Linked DNA regions of Homo sapiens: all the other regions are linked to region 1. A link is a loop called in an ENCODE intact Hi-C map of the cell type or tissue named here. Cell type or tissue: dorsolateral prefrontal cortex. All regions are shown on one strand.

Region 1 (8,000 bases):
GCAACCAGTAAAGAATGAGAAAAACCAAAAGAGTTTGGTGTCCTGGAAGCCAATGTGAAGAAGGTGTAGGAGGGTGAAGTGGATGTTCACCTACATCAAATGCTTCTCTTATGACAAGTAGAATGAACTCTGAGATTCGACCAATGGACTTGGCAACGTAGGGTCATTAGTGACCTTGAAGAGGAATTCTGGTGGAGTCATAGGGATGAAAACACTCACATATTTGCTGACTAAATGAATCACCATATTAATGAACTATTAATTTGTTCCCCTGGTCACCTAGATGTAAAACAGACTTGTCTGTGAGCTCTCTCTTTCCCTCACCACTTTCTAAGTGGCTGTCTTACTGATTCTACCTTTGGGAGGCTGACACAGGAGGATCACCTGAGGTCAGGAATTCAAGACCAGCTTGGTCAACATGGTGAAACCCTGTGTCTACTAAAAATACAAAAATTAGCCAGGCGTGGTGGTGCACACCTGTAATCCCAGCTTCTAGGGAGGCTGAGGCAGGAGAATTGCTTGAACCCGGGAGGTGGAGGTTGAAGTGAGCCAAAATCGCGCCCCTGCACTCCAGACTGGGTGACTGAGCAAGACTCCATCTCAAAAAAATAAATAAATAAAAATAAATAAAACATATACAAGTTCTAAATGTGAAACATAAAACTTCTGGAAGGAGTATAGGAGAATATGTTTATGACTTTTGCTTATTAAAGATTTCTTTGATACAAAATTCAAAAACCATAAAAGTATTATTAATTTGACTATATTAAAATTAAAGACACAATTAACAAGTAAAAATAGCGGCCTAGAAGAATATATTTGTAACGTATAAAGCCAACAAAGCAGTAGTATCTAGAATTGTAAAGATTTCCTTCATATCAAATAGCCCTATAAAAAAATAGAGAAAAAGAATGAATGGGAAATTCACAAAAGAGGAAACAAATGGGCCAATAAACTTTGATTAAATATTCAACCTTAGTATCAATCAGGGAAATATAAATTAAAACTACAAAGAGGTACTATTCATATCCACGAGATTGGTTAAAATTTTAAAGTTTGACAATATCAAGTGTTGATAAGGATGTTAAGAAATTCTTATATACTGGTTGGCATGATCACTCTGGAGAGTATTTAACAACATACAGCAAACCTAAAAATATGCTTATCTTATGACCCAGAAATTCCACTGTAATGTATCTAGTATATCTAATGTAACCCTACTTAAAGTATTATATATGCACAAAGAGATATGTACAAGAATATTATTTAAAACATTATTTGTAATTAAACAAATATAACAAGGAGTTTTAAGTTCTCAGAAACAAGCCAGATGACCATCAAAGAAAGAAAGTTTAAATAAAAAGAGTGTATTACAGAATGGACCACTATTCAGCTGTTTAAATGAATAAGCTAGATCAACATGTACGGTTACATAGATAATCTCTAACTCACTGTTAAATAAAAATGTTGTAGATGAATATATATCTCTTTATATAAAAATATCATTAACAAAAAATTTAATAAATGTAAGATAATATGTGTTGTTTATGGATATATAAAGTATGGGTATGATACACTAATTCAGGATAGTGATTACCACTGAGAAGGAAGAAAAGGAATAAGATTGGTGGAAGATAACACACTTATTAATTATATATATAACTTTCTTAAGCTCAGTGGTAACACATGGGTATTTACTATATTATTCTCTATATTTCTGTATGCCTGAAATTTTAAAATTAATTTAACAAAATCAACATATTACTAAAGTACAACTTCTTCAGCTTTAATTCAAGACTCTCCATAGTATTATTCTAATCTACTTTTCTAGACTCTTCCTTCAGTATTTCCTATAACAGTGTTTCCCAAAACTCAGAGACTTATATACCCCTTTCACTATCATGATTAATGAATATTTTTCTTTTCATCATTTTTAACCTAAATAGCCTTGTACAAATCAATAAGTCACACATTTAATATGCCAGTTAATGTTAAGTATTAAAATGTTTGTCCTAGTGCCACCTAAAAACAACATCAAGTGTCACATCTTGGGTTGCCCTGTCTTATGCAAGTGGTTCTCAAATTTGGCACACAAGACTGTGTGGGAGGCTTGCCAGAAATGGAGACTCCCAGGCCACACCTTTAGGGATTTTGATTCAGGCAGTAGAAGCAGAAACCCTGCCTAATATGAAGCCTTGGCACCTACCAAGTTGGACTACTTGCCATTCTCTAGACAAACTCTCCACTTTCCTTCTATACTTTTCCTTTTGGTATTTCCTCAGCTTGAAGTAACCTTCTCTTTCCCTAAGCCAGTAGAAATTAAGCCTATACTTTAAAGCCCTTCTTAAATATGACCATCACAATAAAGTACTTTGACTTAGATGTGACATCTCTCTCATTTCAACCCTCTTCTTTCCTCTATCAATTTATTTCTATTTCCATATGGATGCTTACCATATTCAATGTAATATATGTCTACTTGTCTTATTTCCCCTACTGAAGTATAAACGTTACTTGAGGATGGAAGTTTTACACCTTGTTCAAAAGCAGAGATTGTATCTTGGTCATTTTGTGCTCTGTATATGATAGTTATGCAGATACTTGCTAGACTGAATTCTGCTAAACACTGAATTGGTTTAACAATTTTTATTAATATTTTAAAATCATATAGCATAAGGAGTTATTCGTTCATAGGGTATTACGAATTAAACATGAGACTCTAGACTACCAGCTTCATTTTCAAAATGAGAAAACTGAAAAGATACATCTTATACAGAAACAAATAATTTTAAGTTATTTTAATTTTTAAGGGTTAAAAACAATGATTGAACTAAAACTGCCAAATTCAGTTTTTAAGAAAAAAAGGCAAGTGCTTAACTTATAACCTTCCAGGCAAAAGAAACTGTGTCATTAACTGACATGGTGAGTTTTTGATACTGCTACAAAAAGCTATTGACTTAAGAAGAACACTATTATTAAAGCAAAGTTAATTGATTCTTACAAAATTCTCAGTACTTCCAAAAGACATTTCAACATAATTTCTCTTTGCCTTAATGCATATTATTCTGATGCTCAAGAATAATAATTTCTAAGTATTTTTCCAATGTAAAAGCCATAAGTGTCTTTAATTAGAAAATATCAGCACACATTTTTTAATTTTGCTTTTTTTTTTAATTTGGTAATAATAATCTGGTTTGTTTCTATTCCAGGAGTAAACTGCTTTACTGTTTTAAACATATTTATTTTCATCCAGATAGAAAATACATGAATGGAAACAGGGAAATGGGACTTTTTAATGGAAAATGTTCATCAACATCAATAAATATCACAATATCACCTGTATTTGTATACTTTAGCATATACATGATACTTTGTAGAGACAAAGAACTGTCAAACTAAAATATACAAATGCATATACTAATTTCCAGTAATAGGAGGAAAAATGAAAAATATATATTTTGTTATGTTCACCTGGCCTTCCATGTTGAAAAAGGAGAATGAAAAGAGAACAACTGTGAGAAATGAAGAATATGGAATGGTTCCCACATATCTCATTTGTTCCTTTCCTCATTCATTTTCCTGCCACATTCCTGCTAAATTTCCTCTTTCATATGGCAGGTCAAGTAAACTAAATCTAGCTTATATGAAACGTTTTATTTTTTATCATTCCATTTTTACATTGTAAAAATAAAATTTCAACTTACTATGTCCACTTTCCTGAATAAAATTAACTGGAAATAAAGCAGTAATAAGTTACTATTATATATAAGTTCCAGTGAAGAATTCTGAGGTCAGGAGTTCGAGACCAGCCTGACCAACATGGAGAAACCCCGTCTCTACTAAAATTACAAAATTAGCCAGGCATGGTGGCACATGCTTGTAATCCCAGCTACTCAGGAGGCTGAGGCAAGATAATTGCTTGAATCTGGGAGGCAGGGGTTGCAGTGAGCCGAGATCGCGCCATTGCACTCCAGCCTGGGCAACAAGAGTGAAACCTAGTCTCAAAAAAAAAAAAAAAAATTCCCAAAAATGACGAGTATTGGTCTTACATACCATAAAATGATAGCCTAACTACTGGTACAAATAAAGAGCTATCAAACTATGTGTATTTCTTTAAAAAGCAGTCTTTTTTTATTTTCTAAAATACTACATAGAGACAGATATTAAGGTTCCATAAATGTTTTAGCAGTACTCAAGGACCAAAAAAATGTAGAAGTATAAATGTAATGAGAAGAAGTTAAATAAACCTCTTTCAAGGATCCTATAAGTAGAATAGATCAGATTAGACAAGCTTACTGAAAGGTAAAAACACAGCTCATTTGATAAAGCAGTTCTGAGAAATCCAAAAATACCATTTCTCTTTTTAAAAAAATCAAAGAAGCACTTGGACTAACAAGAAATAATGCACAATTTGGCTTGATCAAATACTTCATTAATTTTTTTCCTACCCCTAAGGGATTGCCCTTTTAAAATCTTCTTCAAATAGAATATAACCTAATTGCTTGGACCGGTCTAGCGTTTGCAACAGGATTTTTATTTCAACAGTGCCACCTAGTGGACCAATCAATACTTTCAACTTGTCACTAGATTTCATTTGCCTCAAACGCTAAGATTCCTCAAATGGCTTTATTTTTCAATTCACAATACTCCTAATAATATTAACATTCAAGAGGAAATTTTATAAAAAATTATAATTTACAGGTTTTTGCTTTCTGACAGTCTGTTTCTAATAAAATTAGGTCATTTACAAATATAATATTTTAAATAAAGATACCTTGGTGATTTCTTCAGAAGCTCGTTTGAAGTCCTGAACATTTCGACAGTAAAATCCTATTGTACAGCTGGGATCCATTTTTCGAAAAGACATCTTTTTGGGAGAAGGGCAGTGGAATGTCTGTAATTTTTAAAGTTCTTTAGGATTAATTTATCTTTGATAGACAAGTATATATAAAACTATTATTTAAAATTTTCTATCTAGCTTTTTCCCATCACTATAAACATGATTTTCAAATGGTGTTTTAGTTCATCCTACGCAGATGGTCCTCTCCACTCTGCAAAACTGTAAAATATAAGAGCCAACATTTTTATATATTTAATTCACCAAATTTCAACCTTTTGTGATATTAGTGCCATTCTGCAAAAGAAAGGAAGTGTGTCAAAAGTGGTATGCATTTCTAACACTTGAAAACATGAAAAAGACATGAAAAAAGTATGAGGCTTAGAATCAAGTTAGCCATTTCTATTAAAATGCAGTTAAGTCTGTTTTGTTGGAGATTTTGGGTTAATGTTTATAAACCTTTTAACAAGGATATCGAGACTTTTTAAACAAATACACAGACTCAGGTAAATGTTCTATATTGACATAAAAAGAGGTCAACTTGAGGGTTTTAGCAATTCACACAATTAGTACATAACTGCGTATTCTTCAACTTTCTCTTTGAGTGTGCTTTAATTCTTGTTTCTTCTCAGGGAACAGGCTGGAACAGGTGAAACCATTCCATTATGGTCCCTGCCCTCTTTCTCATCAGTCCTTTTGTCTCTTTAGTTCACTTTTCTCCAATAGACACAGTGCCACAGATATAAATGGGCTGGGGAGGCTGCCCTAGTTTCTCTACTGTCTTGCTAATGGATTTGGCTGTTAGTAGAGTTTGGCATCTTTAGGGAATACAAAAGTAGAAAAAGGGCAGAATATAAAAGTAATCACTGCAATCTTTTTGTTCCTCACAATCACACCTTAGTACTATGTTTAAAAATTTTTTTAATGCTTAAATGCTTAGCCTGTCCTTAAAAATCACTGAAGTGACCAAGTCTTTTTCTGTATGTAGAAAAAATAAGTTTGTGTTAAAAAGAACATAAGACTGTATATTCATATTTATATAAATAAACTAAGGATATACAAAAATTAACAAGTCTGTGGTAAAGGGAGAGAACTGGGCAGATGGGAGATAAGTGTGGGAAATTTTTGAATTAAAGAACAAGCTCAATTAAGAAATAATCTAGGAGCTGGGTGCTGTGGCTCCCATGTACAATCCCAGCTATTCAGGAGCCTGAGGCAGGAGGACTGCTTGAGCCCAGAAGTTTTGAAGCTGCAGTAAGATATGATCGTGCCACTACACTTCAGCCTGGGCAAGAGGGCAAGACTCCAACTCCATTAATGGGAGGGGAGGGGAGGGGAGCTGGATTTGAGCTCATAAAATTATAGTTTCCCTACATTCAATGCCTAAAACTAAGGGATTTTTAACTTCATGCTATCTATTAAAGTGTGGAAAAAATAAGTTGTCATATTTGTTATGTTCATGGTGAAATCAATTAAAATCACTCTTTCTCTCCCTGTACATCCTAGTGACCCAATTTGTATCCCGTATCATCACCAAAAGATATGCAAAATATATACATTCAAGCTGCTTTTTTTTCCAATGAAAAGTTCAACTGCATATTAGATTCAAATCCAACAATATGTCACTCAATATAGGGCAAAATATGAGTTTTCAAAACTATGACTTCTGCAAAATGCTTAGCTAACTTACTTTATATACTGAGATTCAACCTAGCTAAACTGGAACCTCCATGGCACTAGTCAATACAAGTATAATCTTAGTTGGACTTTTTCTAACATTGATCTACCTGTTACATTAGCAAAGAAATATTTAAAACAGAACTAGAAAAGCACAGAAAAGCTAAACAAACTGGTTAGTTAACAATTTACAGGAATATGAGTATATTAGGGTATATGGCACAGTTCTAAGTCATATTTATAAGAAATTATTCTACATACATGGTATCTACAAATAACCATTTGCCCAGCTCATTCGAAAGACAATCACAAGGAATGTTTCTTAACTTTTTTACCAGTTGGGGATAAGAAGGAGGGCCAAAAGCTTGTACATGGTCTAATAATATATTTTTGAACTCATCTACAAAGGGTATTCTATATTATACTAAAGCACTGGTAAAAGTTTTCATGTAAGAACTTGAGTCAGGCTCATGCCTGTGCCCAGAAATTCAGAAGGCTGAGGTGGGAGGATTGCTTGAGGGCTGAGGTTTGAAACCAGCTTGTGCATCATGGCAAGACCCCACCTCTAAAAAAAAATTTTAAATAGCCAGGTGTGGTGGCATTCACCTATAGTCCCAGCTACTTAGGAGGCTTAGGTGGGAGAATTGCGTAAGCCCAGGAGTTTGAGGTGCCAGTGAGCTATGGTGGTGCCACTGCACTCCAGCCTGGGTGACAGAACAAAACTCCATCTCTAGAAAATAAAAATTTTTTAATTTTAAAAGGCTTTTCATGTAAGAACCAATAATACTAAACCAGAATAGTCTTATTACTATCTCACTGTACTGACTACAACCATCATAGATAATAACAAACACTAAATTGTTATTCATGGTTGTTTTAATATCTACAAAGAACTTTTAAAATATTCACAAAAACACAGATATAAATCTCTGATCACTTAAACTGATATTGGGTATTGCGGCATGAGCACTAGGACTCATACAACAGAGAGGCATTTTATATCATTTAAACTTTTTTTTTTTTTTTTGAGATGAAGTTTCACTCTTGTCGCCCAGGCTGGAGTGCAGTGGTGCGATCTCTGCTCACTGCAACCTCTGCCTCCCAGGTTCAAGCAATTCCTCTGCCTCAGCCTCTCGAGTAGCTGGGATTACAGGTGCGCACCACCACGCCCAGCTAATTTTTTTGTATTTTTAGTAGAGACGGGGTTTCACCATGTTGGCCAGGCTGGTCTCAAACTCCTGACCTCAGGTGATCCACCTGCCTTGGCCTCCCAAAGTGGAGGGATTACAGGCGGGAGCCATCATGCCTGGCCATTCATATCATTTTGTTCATCCAAGAAGATTCAAAGGCCAACCAACATGAATTTACAATTCACAATCGTTGTCTATTGCAGAACAAGTTAAACTTTCAAATATTTTCCTAATTCAGGGCTATGTTCACTTCGTGATAATTTTTGAGCTATGCACTTAAGATTTTTTTTAATTTT
Region 2 (8,000 bases), 230 kb before region 1:
TATAGCCATGAGCTTTTGAGAGAAGTGAGTGGTCTTATTTGTCTTTGGCTACTCCAAACCTGGTACAGTGCTAGGAGCATGAATATTAGTCTTCCTGGGCTGTCATAACAAAATACCATACACTGGATGGCTTAAACAACAGAAATTTATGTTTCCACAGTTCTAGAGGTTAATAGCCCAACATCAAGGTGCCTATAAGGTCAGTTTTGGGTGAGGGCTTTCTTCCTGGCTTGCAGATGGCCACCTTCTTGCTGTGTCTTCACATGGCTTTTCCTCAGTGCCTGTGCACAGAGAGAAAGTGTGTATGAGCTCTCTGGTGGCTCTTCTTAAAAGGACACTAATTCTGTTGGATGAGGGCCCCACCCTTATAGCCTCATTTAACTTTAATTATTTCCTTACTCCAAACAGAGCCACACAAAGGTTAGGACTTCAATGTAGCAATTGAGAGGAGGCAGGGAAGGACATAAGCATTCAGTCCATAACAGCATGGTAGGCTTCAGTGTTTTCTGAATGAATGGATGAATGAATGATTCCACTTAACCAATAGTCTTCCTTTAGCATCTAGTCACTGGGCATTTGTCCTTTTTTTCATCTTCCTTTTCCCATGGGTGAGGCTGTCTTGCACCCCTTCTCCAGTTGTAAGGCCCATGCATCCTTTAGCATCCAGCTAACACAATGCTGTCTTGGGGAAACCCTTTCTTATCTACATGCTCTCCTGCACCCTCCAAAGCCTGAACTAGTTGCTCCCTCTTCTCTTCTGGAACACTGGATTCCTCCCTCCGTTAGTGTACTGATCACAAATAAGTATAATTTTTTACACACTAGACCATCTCCCACACTGTTCTGTGAGCCCCTAAAGAGCAGAGACTGGTAGTTGTGCAGTAGCTGGCACCAGCATGGGGCCTGACTCATCTGGGTGTTCAAAATGCTGAGATAAAATAAATAAATGGATTAATAGGTCTTCAGGATTGTATCTCTTTTTGACATGTTAGTCTTCTGTGTATGTGCATGTGTGTGTGCTCCTATATTTGATATTCAGTTCACCTATAAGACTGGGGCTGTCAGTAACAGCAGGAGGATCGGAACACTCATTATGCTTGTCATTAAAGCACATTCAAACTCAAAACATGGAGGCAGTCGGTCTTGTTCCCTCATCTTTGCTTGATTCATTCTCAGCTAAGATGCCCATCTGGCACCTGCAGGCTTGATGTTGTCTCTTCAGAATCTGAGCAGTCCTCCAGGTTGGCAGGAAACACACCTATTCAACACTGTATCTCCAGAGCTTGGCATGAGACTTGGCACACAGTAAGTGATTACTAAAGATTTGTTGAATGACTGAATTAACCTACCAAATCCCTACAAATATATATCTCCAAGCATCATTTTAAAAGACTCTAAGGCTTTAAAGAGGAGGCGATCATACTTTAAAGAGGAAGCATCATAGAAGCCTTGACTTGGAAGATACTCATGTCACCTATGATTGGCCCTGATTCTAAACTATGCTATTTCAAAATCTTTGAGACAATATGGTTATTTCTAACTCAAGAAGATCTCTGGGAATGGAGAGCCTGCAGTAGCATCGTTGGCATGAACTCAGGCTTTGGAGCGAGAGAGACCTGGGTTTGACTCTCTCACTAGCTGGGTGATCCCGAATAGGACACAATTCTCTGAGCCTCAATTTCCTCATTTTCAAATTTCATAGTTGTAGCGATAAAATAATGTAAAATAAAACTACTCAGTTAAAAAAAACTATTCTTATTAGTTAATTGCTTTACCCTTAGGTAGAACTAATCTTAATAGTCCTTCCATATTCACTTTTAAAATTCAATAACTATTTATTTATTTATTGAGGGTCTACTCTATGCCACAAAAATATATTCTAGGGAAAAAGGTGTTTTGTTTTGTTTTATTTTTAATAGCAGAGACTGAGAATGTCTTTGGTCAGTACGGATCTCATAGAATCCCTGAAGTACTTCACAACATCTTGTCTATGCACCTCCTAATAAAATGAAAACTCCTTCCTTCTTGGCTACCATAGAAATCTTGGTCCCATCTCCCCTGTCTATGATTCTTTTCCGTTCCCCTGTTATCTTGTGCATCCATCTTCTCATTCACCTCATTTATTCATTCATCAAACTTACTGAGAATCTACAATATGCCAGTACTGGGTGAGGTTCTAGGAATGCACGTTCAAATAGGATCCTTTGTGCCCTCAAGGGGCCACAGACTAGAGAGGATAAAAGGTAAGGCAACCATTATGATACAGTGCAACAAGTATCAAAAAGAAGGCAGGTGGAGGATACATTGGGAATACAGAAGAGTATCATCAAAGTGAAGCCCAGGTGGAAAGTGGAGGAGACGGCGGGAATGTCCAAGAGGACTTTTCTAGGAAGGAATGTCTAAATACACTGACTTCTGAAGGGTGAGTATGGTTTTGGCAGGCAAAGAAAGATGCTCTCGGTAGACAGGCAAGATGAAGAGCCAAAGATGACAAGTATGTTATTTTCAGTTGACTCATATAAAATCACTGATATTCAGCTGGTTTTGACCTATACAAATGGTAATTTTTCATATAGCCCTCCCAAATAGGTCAGTCTGGCTAGAGTATATGTATGCAGAGTGTGTGGTGTGCACATGTTGGTGAATGTACTCAGATGGCCACGGGTATTGAGGATGGGGAGGGAGGAGGGAAATAAATAAGGCTGGAGAAGCAGACAGAGATTCAATATAGAGCTCTCTGGTGCTCTATATACTTGTCCACGTTAGCGTATCCTTATTTAACTTCCAGCTCTTTGAGGTCTTGGTCTGGGTCTGCATCTATTGTAGAGCAGGCTCACAGTTCTGTGAAAGGAATGCATGTGTGGCTGGGGACGTGGTGTGGCCTCACCTCTGCCCAGGTGTGCAGAAGGAAGGACCGAGCAACTCTCTATCGCAGCAGAAACTCAGTCAACACCTACTGGTGGTGTGGAATGAAATTGTAGGGTTCTAGACCAATATAAAGCATGTGTGCAGGTATCCGGGCTCAATACGGGACGCAGGAGCCCGGGAAGAAGGCGGGGTAGCCATGGCAGCGGCTTTTCCTATCTGCTTCTGCAAAATCAGCTAATTCCCTCGCCTCCATCAGCGGGCCCTTGGCAGAGGCCGCGCGGGCTGGTAGCGCGGTCCTGGCAGCCGCAGTGTGGAGGTGAACCCCATGGCCTCTTCAGTCTATTTAGCAGGCTCTGAGATGTGTAAGTACATTATCTGCAAGGCTGGTAAAGAGCGCTTGGGGAGGATTTGTGGGTCTGTGGGAAGGACAAAGAAAAATGTTTTCTAATAAATTATTCACCATCTCACAATCCCTTTTGGGCAGATTGTTGCTCCGTTTGCCCTGGCTGCTCAGCGCCTCTTCCCTCGGCATTCAGATGCGCGGTTTCTCACCTCCAGAGAGCAGCAGAGATCTCGGGCAGGCTGCTGCGGCTAATGGTGGCAATTAATAACTTGTCATAATCCCGAGGATGAAAGGGAAGGCGCCCCATCAGCAGGCGGGTCATGGCACTGCTCAGAAGCAAATGAGGTGCAGGTGTGGCCTCCGCTAAGCGCTGTGCTTGCCACCCGGTGCGCCGCGGTGCCAAGCCCAAGACCCGGAGCGCCAGCGGCCCGGCTCCGCTCCCAGGGTGCGCACGGCCGGGCCTGGCCCCCTCCACGTTCGCCCGGCTAAAGGGGCGTCCCAGGAACGCGGCCGTAAATCAGAGCACACGGCACAGAACCTTCCAAACACTTAATTGCACTCTGTGAACATAGTTAACTCTGGCAGGCCCACTTCGCTTGGCTTTGTTTTTGTTTTTTTCCCCAGATGTGGTAAGAATTGCACACCTCAAATCTACCCCCTCCCCCACTCTTCCGCGTTATCCCCCTTTAGAAGAGAACGTGGTTAAGGAAGCAGCCAGTGTGCTGCGCCTGAGTTGGTCGGCTCTCAGTTCCCTGGTGGACTGGAGGACACAAAATCCTCGTTAGGGTTTTGTGAAACAGCCCAACAAGAGTCACTGATTTCCAGACAGCTCCAACCCAGTTGCCTTTTCTCTGGTTTCCATTCCTGTGGGTCAGTTCTGCTTGAAATGAACCAAGTTTACAAATCTCTTCTGGTTTGTACACTCCTATTATGCATACGAGGTGATGCATTTGTAACTGTCACACAAGTCAGGGTGATACAGCACTCTCATCTGACCCTATTCATTTAAATGGGTGCGTCTTGATGACATTGATTCATGTTATAAGTTATATCCATGCATTATAATCTTTATGTGTCACCTTACTGGTTATTTCTACTACAATGCAAGTGGGGTGGGGGAGACACAGCAAATGATGGTGTGAAGGATTTGAGAGTGCTTTGAGCAATATGAAGTCCATATAAACTCCAAAGCTTCCTAGATAAGTTTATTATGTGTCTGTATCTTGAGAGAGGGAAATTTACATGCAGAACGGTCCTGGGCAAGGTGTCTTTTGCTGTAAATATTCTGCTGACTAACTTATGAATATTTGGAGAATGTGTGCTTCAAATGCATATTGCACCAAACTAAAGGGGTAAGTAAACATGATTATGCATGCATGTAAGTCTTTATCAAGGTGCGGTTAATAATGTTTTAAAGCAGAACTATTTCTCATGAAAATAGCTGCTCTTAATAGCCTCTGTCTCTTTATTGTGCTTCTTACTGAAACATAAATCACTAATATGTTTTCAGCGGCAAAGTACTCTCTTTTTCCATTGTATTCACAGATTTAGTGGCATTTCAAATAGATAAACACAAGCAACATCTATCAACACTACAAAAAGGGCGCCTTAATCAAAGCTCCGGGTCCCGGGTCTCAGCATCTCCATTTACCTTGAGATAAATCCATTGGTGTGACCACCACTGCACCGGGTGACAAATCACCCCAGCCGGCCGAGCAGCGCAAGGGCTTATTGGCCTTCCTTTAAGTGGTCTTACCCTTCAATGAAAAGGATGGGGCTTGTCAAGCAGGACCAGATTAAAGTTAGACAAAAAGAAATGATCTGTTATTAGAAAACTCCGATTGAGAATCACAAAACAGGAAAGAAATATGAATAAAAATTTCCAGGGGGAAGACCATCTGATCCCAACAGAAATTAACTCCCATTATGAGCACAAGGTAATAGATGGCCTGCAGTTGGAACTAATGAGGATTTTAGATTAAGGAGGTGTGGGGCTCGGCTGGGGGTGTTAGCAGCTGCTCTGGGTATTCAAGTGAAAAGTTCAGAAATGGCCTGGGTTCCTGGCTTCCTGGACTGGGTGGTGGTGTTCAGGTGGGGCATGGAAATTACAAGCTCTTAGAAGCGAGGACTCACTCACGAAGGCTTGGATACTTCACAGAATGTTAACACTGGCAGGACCCTCTGGGGACAGGCTGATCTCCCCTTGTTTGAGAGAAGGGGACACTGAAGGCCAAATGAGGAGAGTGGCTTGCCCAGAGTCACTAATGGTAGGGCTGAAGTCAGAACTGAGACAATCTGTCTGCTTCCAGTTCATTATGACTCCATTATTTGCCCTAATCCTTGGAGATGATGTTGTTCTGCCCATGAATCTAAGGATCTCGATTATCTTCCAGTTAACTGGAAAGTGAGCAAGAGAGAATGGAGTCCCATGGTTAGTCAGTCTTCTTTGCATAGTCTTGAGTTAAAGCCTGCTGCTTATACAGACAACAGTATCTCATGCTTGTAGGTTCTTACTCTGTGCCAGGCATTGGCTCTGCATTCTCATTTAATCCACAGATAGCTACCGTCATCCTCATCCCCTTTTTACTGACAGAGATACTGATACTTAAAGAACTTAAGCAACCTGCCCAAGATTGAATAATAAATGGGAGAGCTTGTTTTTGTACCCAACCAGTCTATCCTGAGAGCTTATGCTCATAAACACTGGCTATATTGTTAGGCAAAGACCTGTGTTTCTTGTGAGAAATCTTGTGCAAACAAATAAAATGTAATAAGCAAAATATACATGATAACATATACACATAAGGGAGTGAAAAGTTGGATGCTAAGGGAAAAGCATGAGATTTCACTATCCAGATCCCTGATATAAATAAATAAAATATTCTGATTCCCTCCCAAGGAAAGGATTAGAAAACCAGACTACTAAGGGTTAGATGTGCAATTCCATGATTTTAAAAAAAAATGTATAGGCTATAGGAAGATACATAGCATGAGTATCATAAGAAAGATAGTACAGCATAGTACAGAGTGTGTTTAGAAGTCTATGGCCCTGGGTTCCAATACCAACTCTGTCGTTTCTAGCCCAAGCAATTTCCTCTCTTTCTCATTTTAGTTTCTTGTATATCTGAATCTTGAGCAAGTTACATAACTGATCCATGCCTCAGTTTCCTCATTTGCTAACCAAGGAAATAACTTCCCCCTCACAGGTTGATTATGAGGATTAAAAGAGATGATGAATGTCAAGGACTTAGCAGAGTTCCTAAAGGACCGTAAGCACTTGGCGGGCCCCCAGTCTCGGAGAGCTGAGAGGAACTCTCTGAAACAGCCCCACCTTGTTCCTTGTGCAGGATCATAGGAAGGGCTGACCTCAGTGAGGATGCTGATCTCAGAGATGCTGAATGGAGTGGCCTTGTCCATACTCTGCCCAATGTCTAGTGAACACATAGAAATGCAGTTAAAGCTGGGTGTGGTGGCTCATACCTGTAATCCTAGTACTTAGGGAGGCCAAGGTGGAGGGATCACTTGAGCCCAGGAGTTCAAGACCAGCTTATTCAATACAGTGAGACCCCATCTCTAAAAAAATTTAAAAATTGGCTGGACATGGTGGTGTATGCCTGTGATCCCAGCTCTTGGGGGACTGTGGTAGGAGGATCGCTTGAGCCCGGGAGGTTGAGGCTGCAGTGAGCCGTGCTTGTGCCACTGCACTCCAGCCTGGGTGACAGAGTGAGACCCTGTCTCAAAAAAACAGAAAAAAGAAAAAGCAGTGAAACTCCTGGGTGTTGAAACCTCCAGAAAGATAAACACTCAGATACTTAGAGATTGCCAAGTTTTTCACTGACTTATTTCAGGCCTCATGTTTGGTGGATATGGACAGAGATTCTTAAATCTGAAAGAAGGTGCACGAGAAAAAGAAATCATAGAGACACAGCTAAGGAAATTAAAAAATTTAAAAAAAGAATCTCATCTCCATATTTGAGAAAGCCAAACCAATATTTGCCTATCCAGTGAGTTAATAGGTTCTTTGGATATAGTGATACAATGAGATGCCACATGTATCAGCTGAGTCTATTGTATTTCCCTGGGGGCCAAATTTGAGAAAACAAGTTTGAAGCCAAAGTTGGCCATTGCTATATTTGGTCTGTAAGCATATTCTATAGTTATGATGGCATTTATGGAGGCTATTGTGTCAAGAGCTTGTTTTTTCTAATTATTTATGCAAAGAATCAATCTGGGTAAAAGAATGTTTTACATTCATTCTAACCTCAGAAATTTGTAGCTAATAACATCAGGGGAAGCATTCTATGCCAATTACTAATGCTTCCATTTATCAACACAACAGTAAGTGCATATTCTCTGTGTTTAACTGTATAACTCAATCAAGCTTAAAAGGAAAAATATATGAAACATTTCTAAGGTCTAAAATGGCTCAAGCATGTATTATGTTTTATTTTTATTTAAAGGCACTAGAATTGCAAGGCAATGGTGATAGATAATTACAGGCATGAGTTGATATATTTTGCATTTGTGTTTGTGTCTAAATACCTACTGCCTTCTTGATAAACTTCAATTAATATGCTTTCAAGTACTCCAAATGTAATTTTCTGATTAAACACAGACACAAGACACCACCAACTCATTAATTTTACATAGATTGAATGTTAGTGTTTGTTATGCAGTTTAATGTGAGAAGGAGGACATCCAAGAGTCATTTTGTATTTAATATGAACAGATATATATTTTTGATTCAGACTAAGCCAAATCCCCAGGACATAAACAAGGTGGTGACTGA
Region 3 (8,000 bases), 150 kb before region 1:
ATCAGGATGTGGAAAAACTTTGTCAGACTAAGAAGCTTGAACTTTATCCTGAGGAAAATAAGGAGGCATTAAAGGTGGTTGATCAGGACAGTGACTATTCCACTCTTTCTAATCATAGGTGCACCAGAACATGAACACCCCCAGAGAAGCTTAAAGTGACCATAGCTGGGTAATGGAATACAGCCATCTTCATCAGGTTTATGCGGATAGGGCAACATCTTGTTTGGAAGTATCATTTTTTGGAAGCATTGTAAAGTGACAGTAGGTGGAGGAAGCTGCTAGCCAACAGACTAGGGAGGACAACATCCCAGTAATCACAAACAAGGGCAACAATATAGCTGTGGAGATTAAGAGGAAACAGGCAGATCTTGAGGCCATGGTTGGAGAGAGGATTACAAAATATGTAGGGATCTTGAAACTCCTGGAGGACAATCGGAAGCCAGAGACAAGGACGAAAGTCAGGACTGATTGATCTCAGTGGCCAGTGAAGGAGGTTTAAAGGAAAAGGAGTTTTTTGCCTTGTAGACTGTGAGGTTAGAATGAGAGACCAGGCTTCCCTATTCAAAAGAGAAGCAGAGCTTCAGGATTAAATAGCTAGAGAGATTTGATCTGCAGCAAGGCAAATGTGGACGGTGGAAAGGCATAGAAATAAATGAAAGTCATGAGAACCCAAGAATTATGGGGAGGAGAAATGAGAAGAGAGGAAGGGAGGGCTGGGGAGGGGGACAAAGGAGAGGAGAGGAGGAGACTGACTTTGCACTTAACAGAAACTCACTTCAACTGGTTTAAACCGAAAAGGGGCATTTATTACAAGGTCACAGGGATATTTCATGGAACCCAAAAGGGCAGCCAAGATTGAAAGAAGAATGGAACCAGGAACTGGAGAGTTGTCCAGAACTAGCAATTACTCTCTTTTCTCTTTCCCTCTCCAATGCCACCTGCACTCTCTTCTCTGCCTCTAAACCTACTTTATTCTTGGCTTTCTCCACTATGCAGACACCTCTGAATGCATAGAGGAGACAGCAGGGTTACATCTTTGCATGCAAAAGACCAGCAGAAACTAAGTAGTGACCCTGAATCCAATTCCAAATGTCCAGGGGAGAATGCATGACTGGCCTCTTATCTAGGTTTAGGGTTCTCCTGGATTCCATCAGCCACAGGTGGGAGGTGGGGGTGGAGGGACATGGTGTAAATATGGCTCCTGAGCTCCACTCCCACGCGAGAAGGGCAGCTTTGAAAAGCAGATCCCACAGAAGGTATAGACCAACCAAATCAGGCAGGAGCCGTGAAACCCTACCATGTAAGAAAGGACTGAAAGCATTGCAGCTGTTTGCTCTAGAGAAGAGAAGGATCTAGCAACCATGAAAACAGTCTTCCGGTAGCTGAAGAGGTGCCTGCAGATGTGTGCATGATTCTGTAGGGGATGAGGTGGCCAATTCAGCAGAGGAAGGAGAAGCATTCTGCCAGGGAGTGCTGCCAGTTCTGCAGTGGACTGTTCTGGGAGCAGGAGCCTCCCCCAGGTGCAAGGGGAAGAAGAGCTATTAGTCCCTTAGCAGCAGGTGTTTTAGAGTGGGAATTCCAGCCCCGAGGGAAGTCACATGCATGACTCACAGGCTTCTTTCAAAGCTAAGGTTTTGTGATATTTCTTCCTAATCCCTCCACTCCCGCCCCACCTCCTCCTGTCTCCTCTCTCTTTTATTTTATCCAGTCACCACCTAAATCAGGGGCTTCTATTTGGAGAGGACATTGGGAAGCCCAGGAGTGTCCTAAAATTAGATGCAAAATTGTAGTGGGGAGAGTTAGGACATACATGTAGATTTCTCAGAGAGAGGGTTCAGTCAAGGGGACCATGACCAAGAAGAGGGTGAAAAGCAATGACTGAAAGAGAAGTGCTTTGAAAGGCAGCTTACAATACTAGTGAAATAGAGAAACAGAGATGGAAGTAGGAAATACAACTCAAAAAAGGAGAAGTCAGATATATTTTCTGAATACTAGTATCTAACAGCTGCCATGATTAAATTTCAAGTTTACTTTTGAGCTACCTGGCAGCCAGAGAAACCTAGTTTGTATAGCTATGAGAAGCAGCAGTCCATCAAGAGCAATGAAGCTATTTCTAACCCTGACTTCTAAAAGAAATTTCCCTTCAAGCCAAAAATATCATAAAAGTAAATATAACAATTATAAAAGTAGTAACTATTATATTAGTATAACTACTATAAGTATTATAGTATTAATTAGTATAACTACTATATAACTATTACTATTACTTTTATTACTATTATCACTATTACTATTAATTCAAAAGTAATAGTAATTACTGTTTATTCAGAATTACTTTGTGGCAGGCACGAAAGTAATTTTGTAAAGTAATGTGGCAAGCACATTATATATACTATTTCATTCAATCCTGACAGTAATCTATTAAGTAGGCACTATTCTTAAACCCAAATTACCAACGAGGAAATTGAGGCACAGCAAGGTGGACAGACTTGTGCCTGCATTTTCAGAGTTGGTAGAGAGGACACCCAAGCTGTGCCTGCCAGACCCAAGGGTCACACTCTTAGCCACTATAAATAACACAAATCTTTAAAAAGAAAAGGAAAGGGCCGGGCATGGTGGCTCATGCCTGTAATCTCAGCACTTTGGGAGGCCAAGGTGTGCAGATCACCTGAGGTCAGGAGTTCGAGACCAGCCTGCCCAACATGGAGAAACCCCATCTCTACTAAAAATACAAAAAATTAGCAGAGTGTGATGGCGGGCCCCTGTAATCCCAGCTACTCAGGAGGCTGAGGCAGGAGAATCACTTGAACCTGGGAAATGAAAGTAGCAGTGAGCAGAGGTTGCGCCACTGCACTCCAGCCTGGGCGACAGAGTGAGACTCCATCTCAAAAAAATAAAAATAAGAAAAGAAAAATATCACCTGTGGCCCATACCCTCAAGCAGCTTTTAATCTAGCTGGGAGTAAAGACGTGCACAAACAAAACATTAAAAGTAATAACTTTACCATCTTTGAGAATCTACAATGGTGGCTTTATTTTGGCTGCTTTGTATTATATGGGCTTTTCCTCGATTTTCCAAACAACGCTAAGAAGTATGTACTGTCGCCCCTCTGTTACTGAAGACTAGTCCTATCTGGGTCAAGTTCAGACTGCTCCACCTGGCTTTCAAAGTCCTGTATAATTTGGGATTTTCTACCCAACATAATTTTCCACCACTGCCCCAAAGGAGGCAGCACATACCAAATGAAAAAGCATGGAATTCCATCCAGACTCTACCACTTTCTCGCTCTGGGACCTTGAGTGAGTTGCTTAGCCTGTCTGAGCTTCTAGTTTCCTCAATCTATAAAATAAGAATAATGACGACTACTCTTCAAGATCTTAAAAGAATGCAAGATTTAAGAATAAGAGTATATTATGCAGGGATCACAAGACAATTTGAGGGAGGGAGGAAGGGACCAGGTAAGAGAGGCTCCAGTAGTGATATGGTTTGGCTCTGTCCCCACCCAAATCTCATCTTGAATTGTAGCTCCCATAACTCCCACGTGTTGTGAGAGCAACCCCATGGTAGAAAATTGAATCATGGGGGCAATTTACCCCATACTGTTCTCCTGGTAGTGAATAAGTCTCATGAGATCTGATGGTTTTATAAGGAGAAACTCATTTCATTTGGCTCTTTTTCTGTCTCTTGTCTGCTGCTATATAAGACGTGCCTTTCACCTTCCGCCATGTTTGTGAGGCCTCCCCAGCCACGTGGAACTGTGAATTTATTAAACCTCTTTTTTTTTTTTTCCCATAAATCACCCAGTCTCGGGTACGTTTTTATCAGCAGTGTGAGAACAGACTAATACAGGCAGTGATCTATGTATTCATTTCTTCATGCAGTCAGCAGACATTTACTGAGTCTCAATGGGCTTACATCTGTGTTAGGCACCAGAGATCCAAAATGAATGTGCTTGGGGAACTTGCAGTCTACTGGGAGCAGATGGGGGCATGTTTAAATAAGGACAGTGCCTTGCATAGTGAAAAGTGGGTAGTGATGAAGGTCTGGAACGGGCAAAAGTGTGAAGAGAGAGAGTGTATGAGCAAAACTTTATTGGAAAAGCTGACAAGACTAGGTATCTGAGTAGACTCATGATGAAGGAAAAGATGAAGAAAAGTCTGGGTGGTGGAAACCGAGATAGGGAAGTTGGTTTGATATGGGATAGCTTGAGTTTGAGGTGATGTGAGACATCTTTGTAAAAAATACCCAGTTGGCAATGACATGGACTGGCACTGGGGTGTGAAACAGGACACCTAAGTTTAGGAATAAGGACTAATATTGTGACTATTGCAGTCATTAAAATGGCGAGCTTTCTGAGGAGTTGTATTAAGATTGAAGAGGAGACAGACAGTTTCATATGCATCAAAACTAACAGCAAGCTTACCTTTTTAGCAAGTGTTAAAGGCATGCTACTGGGCTATTTGATCTATGTCCTGTTCTTAAATTTCTGTACCAATATGGGTAATATCAGTGCTTTGTCAATAAGGACACCCTTGGAGGCATGAGGAGGAGGAGGAGACAGCAAAGAAAGGGAATAGTCAGAGAGGCAGGAGAGAAGAAAGGTGATTAGGAATTGTGCAATATCCCAGGAGTCATTGTCAGAGAGACAAGAAGATCAAGGCAGTAGCTGAAATTTTTATTTATTATTCATTTATGTATTCATTGTTTTGTTTTTTGGGTTTTTTTTTTTTTTTTTTTTTTTTTTTTTTAAGACAAGGTCTCGCTGTGTCACCCAGGCTGGAGTGCAATGGTGCAGTCATAACTCACTGCAGCCTTGAACTACTGGGCTCAAGATGATCCTCCCTCCTCAGCCTTTCACATAGCTGGGACCACAGACATGCGCCATCACACCCAGCTAATTTTTTAAGTTTTCTAGAGATGGGGGTCTCACTTTGTTGCCCATGCTGGCCTCAAACTCCTGGGCTCAAGCGGTCCTCCCCGCTTGGCCTCCCCAAAACTTGGAAGTACAGGCGTGAGCCACCATGCCCAGCCAATTTTTTTTTTTTCTTTTTTTTGAAACAGAGTCTTGCTCTGTCACCAGGCTGGAGTGCAGTGCCACAATCTCGGCTCACTGAAACCTCCGCCTCCCGGGTTCAAGAGATTCCCCTGCCTCGAGTAGCTGGGTCTACAGGCGTGCACCACCACGGCCTGCTAATATTTTGTATTTTAGTAGAGAGGGGGTTTCACCATGTTGACCAGGATGGTCTTGACCTCCTGACATTGTGATCTGCCCGCCTCGGCCTCCCAGAGTACTGGGATTACAGGTGTGAGCCACCGCGCCCGGCAATTTCTTTTTTTTTAAGGATAAGAAAAAGCAAATTTTCTCCAGCAACAAATCAGAGAGAGAGAGAGAAAGAGCCCTATTTGTAAAGAAAACAGTGAGACTGTCGTGGGTTACGGAAACTGTTAGTAAGGACAAAATGGAGGTAGTTGGCATAAATGGCTGGCCTGAGAAATCCCACAAAGAAAGGAGAGACACAAAATAGGGGGTAAATGGGTCATCAGGGTCAGGTAAACGGTTGTTTTCAACTGAGAGAAATCTCCTCCTTTGAGAAAGATGTCTTAATGTGGGGTACAGGGAATGTTCTAGAACCTACACCCAGTAGGCTCAGTCTTCTTGTGCAAGATTAAATCAGGAAGCTTCTGACCGAAGCACATGAAAGAGAAGTATTCTTAATCCTGGGCAGTAAGTTGAAGCTTGACAGTAAGAACTCTTGGGGGCCAAATCTTCATAGTTATTTGTTTCTCTTGCCAGACAGCAGGAACAGAGGGGAAAAGGGAGGGATGGTGATCTGGGTTTCGGGTTGACACCTGTCTGGAGCAGTACTGAGAATCTGGAGTGTGGGCACAGTTAGGAGTCCAGGCTGGAGGGTGAGAGCTTCAGGGGGATGGATGCAGTCACTGGAATGAACTCGATGAAGAAGGAGGTTTGAAGATTGTAGTCTAAGGGAGCTTCATGAGGACTGGAGGGAATTGATGGCTGTATTAGTTTCCTTGGGCTGCCTTAACAAAAGGTGCAAACCTAGTGCTTAAACAACAGAAATTTATTCTCTCATAGTTCTGGAGGCCAGAAGTCTGAAATCTAGGAGCAATAGCTGCTTCTAATGGCTCTAAGAGGGAGCCATTCCTTGCCTCTTCCACCTTCTGGTGGCTGCAGGCGCCCCTCGGCTTGTGCCTGCGTAACTCTAGTCTCTGCTTCTGACTTCATCGCCAGAAATCCTTTGTGTGTCCCAAATCTTCCTCTACTTTTCTCTTATTAGGAACAATTGTCATTGGATTTAGGGCCCACCTAGATAATACAGAATGATCTGATCTCTATATCCTGAAATTAATTACATCTGCAAAAAACCCTTTTCCCAAATAAACTGGATTTCCCTAGTTTCTTATGCATCAAAACCAACAGCAGGCTTATCTTTTAGCAAATGTTAAAGACATGCTACTGGGCTCACTTGATCTATGTCCTGTCCTTGAATTTCTGTACAAATATGGATAATATCAGTGCTTTGTCGATAAGTACAGCATGTTCCATCCGCTGCCACCTAACTCTTAACAAGCTATCTGAGCGGAGGTGCTTGTGTGAAGGTGACACTTGCCCTCACCAATGTCATCTAAGGAAATACCCATCTTCCCTTAAGTGTCTCTCCTCCCTGCCTTCACATATCAGTGCACTATAAATGATGATGAGGAGGGTTTGTAAATCAAGAAAAAGGCCCTGTTTTCAAGAACTCCTTAATTAGGTAGGATGGATATGGCATCCTAGTTCATTTGGACGGGACAGTGGGGAACCGTTCCATCTCCTGGATGTCCCCACCTGGGTCCTGCAGTGTTCCCAGGGTGACTGCTCTGTGTAAGGAGTTTATAACTTAGCTTCTTATTCCTTATGTCAAGATCGATAGGAATATTGTGCAGGTTGAGTCCATTACCAGGTTTTACAAAATGGTTTGGAGATTCAACATGGAATTAAAATTTCTGTTTAATTATTTATACCTCACCTTGTTCTGAAAACAATTCAAGGTTCCTTGTCAGATTATATACAGTAGATCAGGGAAGAACAAATTAGAAATTGATGAGAAAAAAAGATGTAGGACTTGGAACCTGAAACTGAGCCAGGAGTGAGACTGTAACGCAGCAATGCATACCACAAAGTTCTGTCTGTTCACAATGGGTGGGATTCACATTTGGGATCAGACAGCTCTAACAACCAGTGCAAAAAGAGAAACCTGATCAGTCACAGCATTTACAGCATCCAAGAGACAATATGCCCACAGGCCGAGTTCTTAGGAGAAGCCCAGTTAATCCTGAACTGAGAAAGACAGGAATTTCACCCAGGGTTCCTCATAATGAGGCTACTCTGTGATGAAATAAAGAGCATTCCAATAAAATGCCCACAGAAGTGATGCCTTCTGTACAGGTCTATTCCTTCGTAGAAATTTGCAGCATCAACAGCCCACCAAAGGGGAAGACAATAAAAGCAATTCTTTGTGGGTCAACATGATGTAACCAACACAGTGCTGGCCTGGCTTAAATTAGAACTCAACTTTGGGGAAGGTTGACAGGTGGAAAATGTGGCTGGAAGAGAGAAGTACTGACTTTACGTCCCATTCCTCACTATTTAATATGTTGCCATGTGGGACGGTGATAAGAACTTAGGCTTTAGATGGAGATAAAAGTGAATTTGATCACCACCACTTAATAAGCTGTGTGTTCTTGATGTATCTGCACCTCGGTTTATTCATCTATACAATGGGCGAAAAAATCCTTTTCCTTGTGAGTGAAAGGCAATGTAGATGCAGTGCCCAGCACAATGACTGGAACAGAACAAGTGTGTGATAAAGAGCAACTACAAAGCCTTCTGTCATGTCTTCAGGTGGTATAATCACCTTGGACAAGGTGAATTTCTTGGGCCTCAGTCTTACCTTCTGGCAAGGTATTGTAGAATGGGTATTTCTTGAATTCCTTTT
Region 4 (8,000 bases), 310 kb before region 1:
CATATGGCACCCAAAGCCTACATGTTTACTATCTAGCTCTTTACGGAAAGTGTATTGACCTCTGGTGCAGAGGAAAGAGCATTAAAAACCATGGAATCCATTTTGGGGTTGAAGCCCATCTTTTCTAGTTACTAGCTCTATTACCTCAGGCAAGGTGACATTCTTTCATTCAATGAACACTGATTGAGATTTTCTTGTTTCCAAGAGATTGTGCCTGACATTAGAGATGCAGTGGTTTCTGCAGTTGAGGATCAGCAATGCCTACTTTGCTGACTTATTGAGAGGATTAAATAAAGTTAGTATTCAAAGTGCCTAGCACATAGTAGTTGCTCAATAAATGATTTTTGAAAGTCTACCAATAACCATTCTACCCTATTTTGGAAGGAAATAGAGGTGGGATGAAGAGAGGCAGAAGGATGAGCTGATGGTTAACTGGGAGTTAGACTGGTGTCTCAGGTGGTGGTATGTTTAGAAATCTAAGGGGTGAGAGGGGCATTGAGAAGGCAGGGGAAGGGAAGCAGAGACAAACAACTTCACAGTTTTGCTCCAGGACTGTTTTGTTCAGTTGTAAATTTCAGTGGGAGCCAATCTGGGGTGACACGTGGTTCCTTAGTAATAGCCACTAGTCAAAATAGCTAACACTTATTGAGCATGTGGTAAGTGCTGGGCACTGTTTAAAGTGTTTTATGCAGCAATCATAGGAGATATTGTATATTTATCACTCAAAATCACATGGCTTATAAGTGATGGAGCCAGAATTTTGAGTCATAGATATTCTGATTCTGATGCCTTTAGCCATTATACCAGTACCTTTCAAATTAGGGTCTAGGGTTTCATGGATGTATTAATAGGGGTCCTAGAGTTTTCTAGAAGAGCTTTTAAATTTAGGGCTTCCATTTTAATGATAATCCTACAAAGGAAGAGAAAAACGGCAGTAGAAGCATATTCTGAACACTCAAATTACCACCTTATAACCTAATATTGCTCTGTGGTACCTCTCTGTGAAGGCATTTGTGTTTAAATTAGATGACTTTAGTGGGCTAATGAGGAAGGAATGGAAGAAGCAGACCTAATAAGAAAATGATGTGTTGACACTATAGGAAGGTCAAATTATATTACCGCACATCTAAGGGCAAAGGTTTCATTGCAATTCTAAGAGAAAAACAGGTGGGAGAGCCGAGTCATCTCATAGCATTGAGGGCTACTGGTATGCTACACAAAACCTGGACATGTTTCAAATGGCAAGCTAGTTTTAGCAAAACTACTGCCACTATATAACTTGAACTTCATTAGCTATGTGGTTTGCTTATATTTAATTTATAAATTTGCTCTGGTTTTATAAATTGTACAAAAGCTATGTACATAAAGGGATTTTTAAATCTAGTTGTTTAAAACTAAATTTTATTGCATTTAAGTGACATTGTGATAAAAATAATTTCAGCGATTTTCCAAATAACTCTTTATTCTTATGTGCTCCTGCCTTATTTCATAATGTAAAGCTTCATTGAATGGGGGCACTCTTTAAATTCTTCCCTAAGTGTTCAAAATAATAGCCCAAAGCTGGAGAGAAGGGAGGAGAAATTTATCCCTTTAGTGTGTGGATATCCTGAGGTTATCTTTTCATGCACAGAAATATGTCCAAAAGAGAAGAATACTGATACTTCAATATGGTTATGTAAATGATTATCCTTTTTCTTTCTAATGTTATTTCAGATAATTCAATTTCCATTTGTCTGATTTTTGCTTACCAGTGAAATTCCTTCTCATCAGGGACTGATGCCTGTGCTTCTGTCTTCAGAATGGTTCTTGGCTCTTATTTACCCAGAGAAGCAGAGGGGAAAGGAACTATCAGTCCCCTCCATCCCTCCATACTGAAATTGTTACATTTATTTATAGTCTATCTCCCCCACTAGAATGTAAAGTCCATAAAGGTAGGAATTTTCTTTCATTTATTTCATTCAGGGGTTCTAAACCAGGGGCAGTTTTTCCCTAGGCAACATTTGGTAAGGTCTGGAGACATTTTTGGTTGCTAAGACTGGGGTGGGACTTGCTACTGGCCGTTAGTAGGTAGAGGCCGAGGATGCTGCTAAACATCTGACAGTCCACAGGACAGGATCCCTCCCCATCCCCAGCAATAAAGAATGGAGTTCAAAATGTCAACAGTTCTGATGTTGAGAAACCCTCTGTTCAAAAATAGTGCCTGGCAAATGATAGAGACTTGTAAGTATATTTTAATAACTGAAAAAATAATTGGCATATGCCATGTGTCAAGGAGTATGTTAGAGGCTTTTTAGTGTAGCAAGACAGTTCGTTGAGATATTAGTTTAGTTTTAATTTCCACTGTATTTTTTCTGGTCCTGCTTCTAAGTTGGTGGCTATTGGGCTTTCGCTGTCCTCAAGCTGTGAGATAGGGCTGAAAAGTGACAGAAGAAAAGTTCTCTGCTTGTCCTTGTGAAGGGAAAGTTACTGTGATTGTGGGGTTCGTCCTTGTGAAGGGCAAGTTACTGCGATTCTGTGCCCTTATGGAGATGGGGGTGTGAAGTGGAGTCCCTATAATGACAAAGTTGAATTTCTTTCCAGCCTGAAGCTGGATTTATTTTAATAAAATATTATGCCATTTATTGTATGCCTAAATTTGTAGAAAAACATTTATATATGTTATACATTATTTGATTTAAACATTCTTAGGACAACCATACAAGATAGGTATTATTATTCCCATTTTATAAATGAGAAAACTGAGATTTAAAAAGATGAATTAACTTACTTCAGATCATATGTATTATAAACGAAAAAAAATCAGGATTTGGACCTCATTCAGTCTGACTTCAAACCACAAACCAAGACTGCCTTTCTGTGAATGAAGGAGGCTTATGGGTGAAGGGATAAACCTGAGCTTCCACACGGTACAAAACTTTCCTCCTAGACTATCCTCTTTCTCACCAGAGTAGCTTTTGCTTCTAGAGATTTTTTCCCCCCAGGTGTACTGTTGATTAATACTAGCAACTACCCCACCCAAGGCAGGGAGCTCCCAGAAACGACTTTCAGGTTTTATTTCCTGTGTCATCTCTGATCCTTTAGTAGTGGCTACATGTATTGAGAAGGACTCTCAGGCTGAGTCTGGGCTAAGCTGGCAACAGAGCCATCATCAGTTAGTTGTGTCTGCTGCTGGGGCTAGTAGTGGCACACATTCCTCACATTTACATTCCCTGTGCTGGGCACTAGGGGGCAATCAAAGACGAATAAGGTCCCCAATGGAAATATCCATCCTTCAAGATTCAGCTCCATTTCCAACACCTCCAGAAGCATTTCTGATATCTCAGCTTCTCTCTCTTTCCTATTCCTGGAGCCACTGTATAGTAGGTGAGACAGAGAAATAGAATAGTATACATGAAACTTAGCACTGCTGCAGGTTAGTACTCTTCATGTATGTATCACTTCCTCAGCTGCACAATAAAACCTTAGAGCTCAGTAGGATGTGCTCATGGAGTTCCACATCTCTGCCTGGCCTAATGCAACAGGCATTCAATTAACATTGGATTAGCCCATAGTTAAATTAATTAATGAATGAGGTGTGATGCTACATACCAGGACTTTTTATTCCTATTGCATTGAGGGACATACATATAAATACATGATCCTCACACTAAGCAATGAATGCCTAGCATAGTGGGGGACCTCTGGGGCCTGTTTTAGTACCATGGTCAGCATCTGTTCTGCCTGGTTGGGGTTCTTTGCCACCTGTAGTTAAGTATTTTGAATATCTAGACTGAACATTTCAGTCGAAAAGTGAAACCACCCCCAGAAATCATCACCCCTCTTTTCTGCTTCATTCATCTCCTAGCACTTGTCCCTATTTTACATGCTCCATATTTTACTTATTATTTTATTGTCTTTCTCCCCCTCACAAGGGGTAATAATGCAATGAGGACGGGACTTTTGTCTTTTTCAATAACTGCTTATTTCAGTTATCTATTGAGTTGCCACATAAACAACCCTAAATTTTGTGGCATAAAATAACTATTTCATTATGCACACAGATTTTGTGGATTAGGAATTCAGACAGGGCCCAATAGGTATATCACTTTTCTATTGCTATGTAATAAATTGCCACACATTTAGCAGTGTAAAATATCATATATCTAATATCTCAGTTGGTCAAGGGTCTGGGCACAGTTTAACTGACTTCTCTGCTCAGGGTCTCACAATGTTGCAATCAGGGTGTTAGCCAAGCTGCATTTCTTGCTGGAGCTGAGGACCTTTTTCAAGCTCACATCGTTGTTGGCGGAATTCAGGCCCTTTAGGTTGTAGGACTGAGGTCCGTAATTTCTTGCCAGCTGTAAGCAGGGGCCCCTCTCAGCTTCCAGAGATTGCCAGTAGTTCATTGCCATGTGGCCCTTGCACAACATGGCAGCCTCCATGGCTGGCAAAAGAATCTCTCTCCTCAGGAAGGGCCAGTACCTCTTTTAAGGACTTTCACCTGATTAAGCCAGGCCCACCCAAAATAATCTTCCTATTTGTCAACCCAAACCATCTGATTTGAGCCTTAATGATATTTGCAAAATCCCTTCACCTTGCCATACAGCATAACCTAAGCATGGGAGTGATATCTTATCATAGTTATCATCCTCCCACCCCCCACTCAAAAGAGAAGGAATTACACAGGATATGAATGGGGGGTAAATTCTGGGGACAATCTTAGAATTTTGCTACACTAGAAGAAATGTCTTATCCCTGCTTCAGATGATGTCTTGGGGGTCCCGGATGGAAAAAATTGAATGACTGACGGCTGGAATAGTTTGTGAGCATATTCACTCAATTTTCTGGCCCCTGGTCAGAGAGGACTCAGAGGGTAGGCTCACTGGGACTGAAGACCAGAGGCCCCTACGTGTGGCCTCTCCATGTGACTTGGGCTTCTCATAGCATGGAAGTTGGTTCTGAGAGAAAGTGTCCCTAAATGGATCATCCCAAAGTGAATATGTCAAGAAATTAGGTGGAAGCAGCAGGACCTTTTAAGATCTCACCATGGAAGTCACATAGCATCATGTCCATGCCTCAAGCCTACACAGATTTCAGAGACATGGACCCTGCCTCTCAATGGGAGGATTGGCAATGAATCTATAGCCATTATTTTTAAAGAACTGCCACATTGTTATTTCTCTAGTAAGTATGCAATAATATTTGTGGCGTGAAAGATTTGTCTAATTCAGACTAGGATAGGATTATATCAAGGGAAACTATCTAGTGGAGACACATCTCAAATGATGAATGAGTTGAGTAGGCAAAAGTACAGGAAAAATATTTAGGCAGAGGGAACAGCACATGCAAAGTCGGAGAAACATGAAAGTACTGAGTACATTAGGGCAACTACTTCAGTATAGCTAGAGCATAGGGTGTGTGTGGAGGAGTGGAAGGTGATGAGCCTGGAGAGATGGGCAGGGGTCAGGTCATGGAGAAACTTATGGGTCATGCTGTGGAGTTTTCCTGGGATAGCTGGGAAGCCACTGAAGAGGGCCATGAGTTCAGGTAGGCATTTTAGAAAGGTTCTTATGTCTGCAATATACAGGATCAATTATAGGTAGAGAGCACAGCGATGAGGCTGCTATAGTAATTCAGGTAAGAGATGATAAGAATGAATTGTGGCCTTTGCATTGGAGATGGAGAAGAGAGGACAGCTTCCCACATGAGAGTCTCATTCAATAATTTTAGCATTTCTTTACTTTTTTTTTTTTTTGTCTTCATTGCAATCTGAATTCTTGTTCTTACTATTCATCACAGAGTATGATGCTCATCTGGAAAGCATGAGCCTTGAAACTCATTGGTATAAGTCAGGCATGGTGTACAGTGCGTCTGAGCAATACTCCCTATACAATCTTTACAGCTCAGCTTAGGGCTGGCTCCCTTGGTGATCAGTGTTGGTGATGAGATATAAATACATTGAGATGAAGCTACAACAGTCACCTTGGCTTGGGATACAGCAAGGAGATAGAATCTGATTCCTGCTTTGCTTGTGTTCAAAGCGGCATGACATATTTGTACAGCAGTGTTCTCTCTGGAGTGTCAAGTGCTTAATAAATATCACCTCTGCACATTTTTGCAAATCGAGCCAGTTGAATCCCCAGGTTTCCAGTCCTTTTTGCAGAATTTCTGAGATGAATAAGCCGCTTCTATTTCTTTTTCCCATTAGAAAATTATAAAAGGGCTGGTCTCCTTCAGGACTAGGACAAATTCTTGACTCCTTGCTGCTGATGGAGGGACAAGGACCATGACCCTTTTTATATTAATAATTGAGAAACCAGCCTAAGGGTGGGAGGAAGTCTTACTAGCTGACAAGTAGGGAAGCCCAGAAGAAAATTTGGATTACACAACATCCCATCTCAAACAACGAATGAACTTGTCATCTTTGGTATCTAAAACAAATATATTTTGTTTAATATGTGTTAAGGAAAATCTAGACACTAAGAATTCCCTCCATTCAGTTCAACTAATATTTATCAAGCACCTGGCATATGGCGAGCATTGTTCATGGTGAGTGATTGATAACGACAAAAATACCTACTCTAGTGATGATGCTGACATCCTAGTGAGAAGAGCAAATAATAAATAATAGTCATAATAAATAAATTTTAACTAAAATTATATGCATGTAGAAGTCATACATAAACTAATAGTATGTTAGAAGGTGATATGTTTTGTGGAAAAAATAAAGCATAAAGCTGAGTAAAGGAGTTTGGGAGGTCTACAGAGCATGGTTTGCAGTCTTAAATAGGGAGATCATGGTATGCTTCTTAAAGGATCTCATTTTTGCTGGGCGCAGTGGCTCACACCTGTAATCCCAGCACTTTGGGAGGCTGAGGTGGGCAGATCATGATGTCAGGAGTTTGAGAACAGCCTGACCAACATGGTGAAACCCCGTCTCTACTAAAAATATAAAAATTAGCCAGGCGTGGTGGCAGACACCCGTAACCCCAGCTGCTTGGGAGGTTGAGGCAGGAGGATACTTGAACCCAAAAGGTGGAGATTGCAGTGAGCCGAGATCATGCCACTGCACTCCAACTTGGTGACAGAGTGAGACTCCGTCTCAAAAAAAAAAAAAGATATCTTTTTTTTTTTTTTTTTTTTAAGAGGGAGTGTCGCTCTGTCACCAGGCTGGAGAGCAGTGGCACAAGCTCAGCTCACTGCAACCTCTGCCTCCTGGGTTCAAGCGACTCTCCTGCCTCAGCCTCCCAAGTAGCTGGGCCTACGGGCTTGAGCCACCACACCCGGCTAATTTTTGTATTTTTAGTAGAGACGGGGTTTCACTATGTTGGTCAGGCTGGTCTCAAACTCCTGACATCATGATCTGCCCACCTCAGCCTCCCAAAGTGCCGGGATTACAGGTGTGAGCCACCGCGGCCAGCCCTCATTTTTACTTTAAGCTCCATTCAGATGCATTTGAATGAAGGAATCTTTACTTCTTCTTCTTTTTTTTTTTTTTTTTTTTTTGAGACAGGGCCTCATTCTCATCACCCAGGCTGGAGTGCAGTGGCACAATCATGGCTCACTGCAGCCTTGACTTCCTAGGCTCAGGTGATTCTCCCACCTCAGCCTCCTGAGGAGCTGGAACCACAGGCATGTGCTACCACACTGTATTAGTTTGTTCTCATGTTGCTATGAAGAAATACCTGATACTGGGTATTATAAAGAAAAGAGGTTTAATTGACTCACAGTTCTGCATGGCTGGGGAGGCCTCAGGAAACTTACAATCATGGGAGAAGGCACCTCTTCACAGGGTGGCAGGAGAGAGAATGAGTGCTGAGCAAAGGGGGAAGTCCCTTATAAAACCATTAGATTTTGTGAGAACTCACTCACTATCACAAAAACAGCATGGGGGATACCACTCCCATGATTCAATTATCTCCACCTTGTCCCACCCTTGACACGTGGGGATTATTACAACTCAAGGTGAGATTTGGGTGGGGACACAGAGACAAACCATATCATGTGCCCAGCTAATTTTT

What was found. Peaks named below come from ENCODE experiments on the same cell type or tissue, not always from the same donor. Only the 100,000 strongest peaks of a DNase experiment are listed, where the experiment ranks them.
Region 2: it touches region 1 in a loop (2.5-fold over the local background); 2 of 110 quality-filtered maps call a loop at or near these places.
Region 3: a loop joins it to region 1, with 12 times the contacts of the local background. A loop is called at or near these places in 7 of 110 quality-filtered maps.
Region 4: a loop joins it to region 1, with 6 times the contacts of the local background. A loop is called at or near these places in 19 of 110 quality-filtered maps.

The regions. Positions count from the first base shown.
Region 1 is chr1:62,838,322-62,846,321 of GRCh38, reverse strand. ATG4C (autophagy related 4C cysteine peptidase) reads right to left here. Exons shown (of 11, transcript NM_032852.4): 10 at 4,775-4,894. Among named protein-coding and RNA genes, the nearest start is that of ATG4C, 58 kb to the right of the region's middle. In dorsolateral prefrontal cortex, CTCF peaks have their summits at 4,345 and 4,551 (motif pointing left); no DNase peak of the experiment used is centred here; H3K27ac peaks cover 1,569 bases.
Region 2 is chr1:63,069,660-63,077,659 of GRCh38, reverse strand. No RefSeq gene overlaps it. Among named protein-coding and RNA genes, the nearest start is that of LINC01739, 61 kb to the right of the region's middle. In dorsolateral prefrontal cortex, a CTCF peak has its summit at 3,444 (motif pointing right); a DNase peak (open chromatin) is centred at 3,449; H3K4me3 peaks cover 1,102 bases; H3K27me3 peaks cover 1,796 bases.
Region 3 is chr1:62,984,911-62,992,910 of GRCh38, reverse strand. No RefSeq gene overlaps it. Among named protein-coding and RNA genes, the nearest start is that of LINC01739, 24 kb to the left of the region's middle. In dorsolateral prefrontal cortex, a CTCF peak has its summit at 3,227; no DNase peak of the experiment used is centred here; H3K27me3 peaks cover 1,049 bases.
Region 4 is chr1:63,144,459-63,152,458 of GRCh38, reverse strand. No RefSeq gene overlaps it. Among named protein-coding and RNA genes, the nearest start is that of LINC01739, 140 kb to the right of the region's middle. In dorsolateral prefrontal cortex, a CTCF peak has its summit at 3,217 (motif pointing right); a DNase peak (open chromatin) is centred at 3,178; H3K27me3 peaks cover 370 bases.